2 separate regions of the Homo sapiens genome follow, and region 1 is linked to region 2. Evidence: chromatin loops called from intact Hi-C (ENCODE). Cell type or tissue: gastrocnemius medialis. All regions are shown on one strand. Each heading gives the region's core, and the rest is flanking DNA. Links, peaks and the distances in the headings are about the cores only. Region 1 overlaps LOC105373175 (a long non-coding RNA gene). Region 2 has its middle 190 kb from the start of LINC01281.

Region 1 (2,922 bases), core at 258-2,757, 100 kb before region 2:
TGCATTAACTAAAGCATTCCAGCAGTATAAGTAAATTTGTCAAGGTGATTGTTACATCAGGGCTTTCATAGAATTTTTTTCTAGTAAGCAAGTCTTAGAAAAACCAAAAGCAGTATGGACTTTTAAATCCAAATTCAAGCCTGGCCTATCGAAAGCATCTACTTCGTGTCCTAAATCTGGGTGACCCCAAAGTGTTGTTCTAATATCTTCAGCCAAAGATAAATAAAGGGTGAAATATTTCAGTTGACAACTTACCTACATTCTAGTTGGCCTCATCAACTTAGAATTTGGTTCATTTATCAAGTTTTCTCATTTGAAGTTTGCTGCATAATTTCCCTTTTCTGAATGAAACTTACTTGGTGAAACACTTCACTGTCAATCTTAGCTTGAATTTAGTGGCTTTGAAATCACTGGCCCATAGACCAGCCACGGCTTCTAATAAGAATAAATTCTAACAGGAAAAAAAAAAAAAAAGATGCCTGAACAGGGAGTAGGGAGACGGAGGGAGGCAGAAAAGAGATTATTTGTCCCCAGGTTGCAAGCACAATAGGTGAGTAAAAAGATGCCTATGCATGAAAACACTCCTTCCACATGACAACATAACAGATGATGCAGTTTAGTGTAAAGGTGACCTCAGCAGTGTGTGGAAAATCAGGGGTCTCACCCTACCATCACCACTCCCTGGTTATGTGTATAATCTTAGGTACACTGCATCAGCTCTCAGGGGTACCAGTTTCCCCATATGATGACCTGAAGGAGTTCAAAGTTCTTTTCAGGTGTGTACTATATACTCCAATTATGGTGGTTGTCCTGCCTCTGGCCCATTCAAAGACAAGCCCATTCACGGCCAGGAGCAGGACCCTGACCCAAGGCAGCCAGTACATGATCTGACATGGCCTGGCTTTAAGAGACAAATTCAGCTGATTAGCTTCCCCCCTTTATTAAATATAAACTCAGGAAACACCAAGAGAAGGGATCTATTTGCGAAGGGAGCTAAAGTTGAAAAGCCGTTAGGTAGAGAGAAGTCACGTATGACAAGATGGGCCCTATGCAAGTCAATGTGATGAGCAAGAAGTATGAGCAAGCAGAAATTGGAAGGTAGGGATTGGTAGATGATGAGAAAGTCTGCGGAGGGAGGGAATGGAACTGACATAGGAGTTTGTTGAGCCCCAGAAATCCTGCTCTTAAGGGTTATATACTCACCAGCTTTGAACCTTTTGTCAATTTTGCATTTCCCAAGGCCTAGCTATACAAAGGTTCCTAGACACAAGTATCCTTATCCCACTGAGGTACTCTTGTAAGCTTACTCAGTTGTTGCTTCTTGAAACCTAAAAGAACCTAACTATAGCAGGAGCCTGAAGTCTATGATCCTATGAAGTTTCACAAGGCTATATAGCACAAACTGTGTGCTAGGCACAAAAAGAATAAGATATATTAATTTAAATCAAGAGTTTTCAAACATCAAAGCCAATAGCTAGTTAAAACCCAAACCCAAACCAATGCTGAACCTTCATACCTTTGCTCATGCGGACATGGCCACAATCCCAGTACTCAGGGCTTCTGGAATCAGGTAGGGTGTGGTTGCTTCTCAGGTCAAAGGGACAGAACATGCAGGTCTGAATCAGCCACCAGAGGGAGTATAAACAAATCCACAAATAGGCTAGGGGGAGCCTCCCTTGTCACATTTCTCCTGGGTGATAAATTTCCACCAACTGTGTTCTTTCATCTGTAGTTTATTCCAGGAGAACTGCACTTAGCTGAAAGCAAGCATGGGGTCCCAAACAGGGGAACACTTGTTCAGACCTGAAAGCATCCAAGGTCAACTACATCGTGCTTTTGCAGTTTCATACCATGTATTGTTCAGGTAGGGCAGGGTTTCTCTTTGCACAACACAGGCAGTAAAAAATTAAAGAACACCCTGTGTTCTAATGATTGTCTACACATTGTTTAGAACCGGGAACATCTTGACTCACAGAGATAATGATATAAGGAGTCTTTGGATTGGCAAGCCAGTCCTTCGGTGCTACTTAATCTTTGATCACAGAGTCAACACTTGTGAGAAATGAAAAATCATTTAAAATATTGCTTCTCATGACCTAATGTACTTCAGCTCAAGAATCAAGCACCACCTCCTCCAAGCAGCATTTCTTGATAATTCTGGCCCTGGATGAAGCCGAGTGCTTTCTCCTCTGTGCCCCCCACCATACCTTCTGGTCCTACATGTCTTTCTTTCATAGTATCTATGATACTTTATGAAACTCATGTTCACATATGTCTCTCCCTACTCTTCCCCAAACCCAAGACCTCTTAATGATCTGGATGATGTATGTCCCTTATCACCCTGGTGCCAAGCACAAAGTTTGCACTTGAGATGCGTTAGATGAAAAGGGATGGTGGTGGGATCCCACCACACCCACTTCTCATCGTACTTTAAAGTCCCTTCCCACCATCACTCCATGACTTTTCCTTCCTTCTATAAAAAAAACTTAGGGATGGGAGCTCAAACTTAAGGCAGGAGTAAGAAGACATCAAAGATTTCTCCTTTGTACGACAAAGAGGACATTTTATAGCCTGTGAGAATGGCCAGGGTCGGGAGGGAGAAGAGGGGAAGGGAAGAAGACCCAACAGCTTTGTGGCTGATTCCTGCACTGGATCTTTTTAGAGGTGAGAGAGTGGGCAGTGGCCTTGGCTCCCACAGATACACAGCTCTGAATCCCCACCTTGGCTTCATCAGAAAGGCGACCCAACATTCTGGAAAACACAGAAAGAGCATTTTCCACATTCAGACATAGCTGACTATCTGTGCTCATTGAAGAGAATTATAATTTGGAAAATAAAAATCTTGTGTGTTTGGCTTTGGAAATTGTGAAATAACTATTGGAGTCTTGGGTGCTAGGCTTAGATTGGCTGCTTAGCAGTTCT
Region 2 (2,922 bases), core at 205-2,704:
CTTTAAAAATGTCCCCACCCCATTTAATACATCAGTCCCACATACAATAAATGTGTATTTACTCCCCTCCTAGAGGGAGAGAAGCCAAAGTCTTTTCCAGATACTAAGTTCAAATCCAAGTCTTAGATTACTGTTTCTGGGGGCAGATATGAATGTAGGTCTTTATAGCCCAGTTACCTCCATCTACATCAGGGTTTCTTAAACTTTCTGTACCATAAACTACTTGGTAGTCTAGTGATGCCTATGGATCCCTTTTCAGAATCATGTATTTAATCGAAGAAAATAAAATATGCTTGAAATATATTTCGCAAAACATTATAAAACAAATTCATGATATAGAGATGTATGTACTTCTTGATTGATGCATTAAATAGCAAGATCTAGTAGTAAATCCAGTAATACTACAATTTCAAAAGTGATGACCATGAATGGCATTATGAGATATCTACCACAAGTCTCACATGATATAAAAATATCTGCAATTCACTGGTGACCAGTACTGCTAATACCACCTCAGCCTCTTGCCTGCAATGATATTTGAAAGAAATGCTCAATTTTAGTTAGATATTAGTGAAAATGAAGAAAACTCCAAATCCAGATGGTACATTTAACCACCTAAAATATTCCCCATATAGAGTGGTGAAGGAAAATAAGGAAACTACAATATAAAGCTTCTTTGTTTTGGGAAGAGGAGAAAGGAAAATAAAATACAAGGGATTTTGGATCAAAGTCTGTGCTGTATACCTTTCAGAGGCAGTCAGCAAGACTCCATGCTCTGTGGAGTGAGAGCACAACTTATTCAGAGATGTACCCTTTGGGAGAATTTCTTTTGACCATTGGTCTTGCATGTACTTCCCTAAGGAATGTGCAAGAAACAATTCTGTTCTAGATGGTGCATCCATTTAGCAGCCCAGTGCCTGTCCACACAGCATTGGGCCTGTGGATGGCCTAGGAACTGAACTGTCATAGACACCTGATTCCCAAACTTTGGGAGATACTTTAGCAATGTAGTAAAAATCTCACTTAGAGCCTAGTCATTAGATTTCTCAACAAGAGAACTGGTTAGTAATCAAAGCCAGTGTGGGCCTTAGACCCAGGCAAGCAGGACCCTTGTTCCAATCTTTGTGCCCAAAAGGGCTCTGTATTTTGGAATTCCTTCCTAAAAATTCTTCTAAATACCCCTTTGAGGCTTGAACTAGCCCACAGGACCATCTGGGCATGGCCTCCCCTCTCCCCAGCCTGGTCCCATATGGGTCCTGGTCATTGGAAGCACCTACCTCAATATTTTCTATGTCTCCTTTCAGTGTTTGGGACCAGGGCTGGCAGTGCTTTCTACCTAGATGGAGCTTCCTGAGTCCAGATGAGGACCTATAAGAGCCCTGGTCCCTATTTTACCTCGTTGGGTCACTCTCCAATGATTGACATCTTCCCTCAATCCCCTGAGAGGGGTTGATCGGATCCTCTGAGAAAATCTGAGGCTCTTGTCTATAGGATTGCCCTGGGACTGGTTCCAGAGGGCAGTCTGGTGAGCTGATGCTTTCTGTGGGCCAGCACAGTATTTCTTTTGCAGGATCACAGAGACTGGGCTGCCAGAATGGTGCTGACACACTGACTGTGACTAACTCTCATTTACATAGGACACTGGGTGATTTCAGGACTCTGGGTTAACAACGGTTCATTGCCAAAGGGCTTGAGTGCAAGCCATGTGCCATGAGTGCCAGCCACATGTCGGTTATCATCTATCCTTGTCCTGAACTACAATGCTACATTTGTGCTGTGTGCCTCCCACAGCTGGCACACAGAATGGTCACCCCACCTCCTCCTTGGGCTTCACATCACTGGTCCCCCAGGGGTGAGCATGCCTATCTCCTCCAAGGGCTTCCTAGACTATTGCTCCATAATGTGAATAGACCCTCCTAATTGATGTCCTTTCTTGCCTCCAATCAATGTAACATCGTGCTCTTTTGGACTGGTCTCAAGCTATGCAGGACAAAGATGGACATTCCTTACCCAAATGATACTGCTCTACTCTATCTGTCCATGGGTTCCTCACCTATCTGCCTCCCTATTGGTGGTGATGTGTGCAAGGCAAGAGTGGAGGTCATCATTGAAAGAGATTACATTCTAGAAATACAATGATGACAGCCTAAAGAGATCAAGGAGAGACATGAGTGGAATATGAGTTGTTCTATAAACTATAACATTCTAAACAATATTGTGTGTGTGTGTGTGTGTGTGTCTGTTTGTGTGTGTGCCAGAGTCTTGCTCTGTCGCCTAGGCTGGAGTGCAGTGGTGCAATCTCGGCTCACCGCAACCTCCACCTCCCAGGTTCAAGTGATTCTCATGCCTCAGCCTCCCAAGTAGCTAGGATCCCAGGTGCATACCACCATGCCCAGCTAATATTTTACATTTTTAGTAAAGATGGGGTTTCACCATGTTGACCAGGCTGGTCTCGAACTTCTGACCTCAAGTGATCTGCCTGCCTTGGCCTCCCAAAGTGCTGGGATTACAGGCATGAGCCACTGCACCCAGCTTAAACAGTAATTTTGGCAAGACCACAAAGCAACTTATTTGCATTTTCTTGCATACTCACTAAGACTTACATTTGTTATCATCATCAACAAAGCACAGTTGATGACCTTTGAGAGAGTCATTGGAAGCCAGTGTTCATGGGTGGCACTACGGATGACGTGGCAACATGGATAAAGTATCCAGCTCTGAATAAATGGAATATGTGGTATGAGGGAACTGAAGAGGCAAGAAGATCTATAGAGTTACAATATAAACAGGTTCCAAAGAGCCATGGCATTGTGAGTAATAACAGCATTGCTACCTTTTTCTTGCAGTGAGTGATAAGAAATTATACAGGAATGACACATTTGGCAATAAAGAACACAAAGAGATAGTTCCTGGACCTGAACA

Evidence for each region. Peaks named below come from ENCODE experiments on the same cell type or tissue, not always from the same donor. Only the 100,000 strongest peaks of a DNase experiment are listed, where the experiment ranks them.
Region 1: it touches region 2 in a loop (4-fold over the local background); 4 of 110 quality-filtered maps call a loop at or near these places.

What each region holds. Positions count from the first base shown.
Region 1 is chrX:39,241,088-39,244,009 of GRCh38, reverse strand. All of the region lies in intron 2 of LOC105373175 (a long non-coding RNA gene), which reads left to right. Among named protein-coding and RNA genes, the nearest start is that of LINC01281, 85 kb to the left of the region's middle. In gastrocnemius medialis, for the core only: a CTCF peak has its summit at 1,608 (motif pointing right); no DNase peak of the experiment used is centred there.
Region 2 is chrX:39,139,506-39,142,427 of GRCh38, reverse strand. No RefSeq gene overlaps it. Among named protein-coding and RNA genes, the nearest start is that of LINC01281, 190 kb to the left of the region's middle. In gastrocnemius medialis, for the core only: no CTCF peak of the experiment used is centred there; a DNase peak (open chromatin) is centred at 1,657; H3K27ac peaks cover 1,286 bases.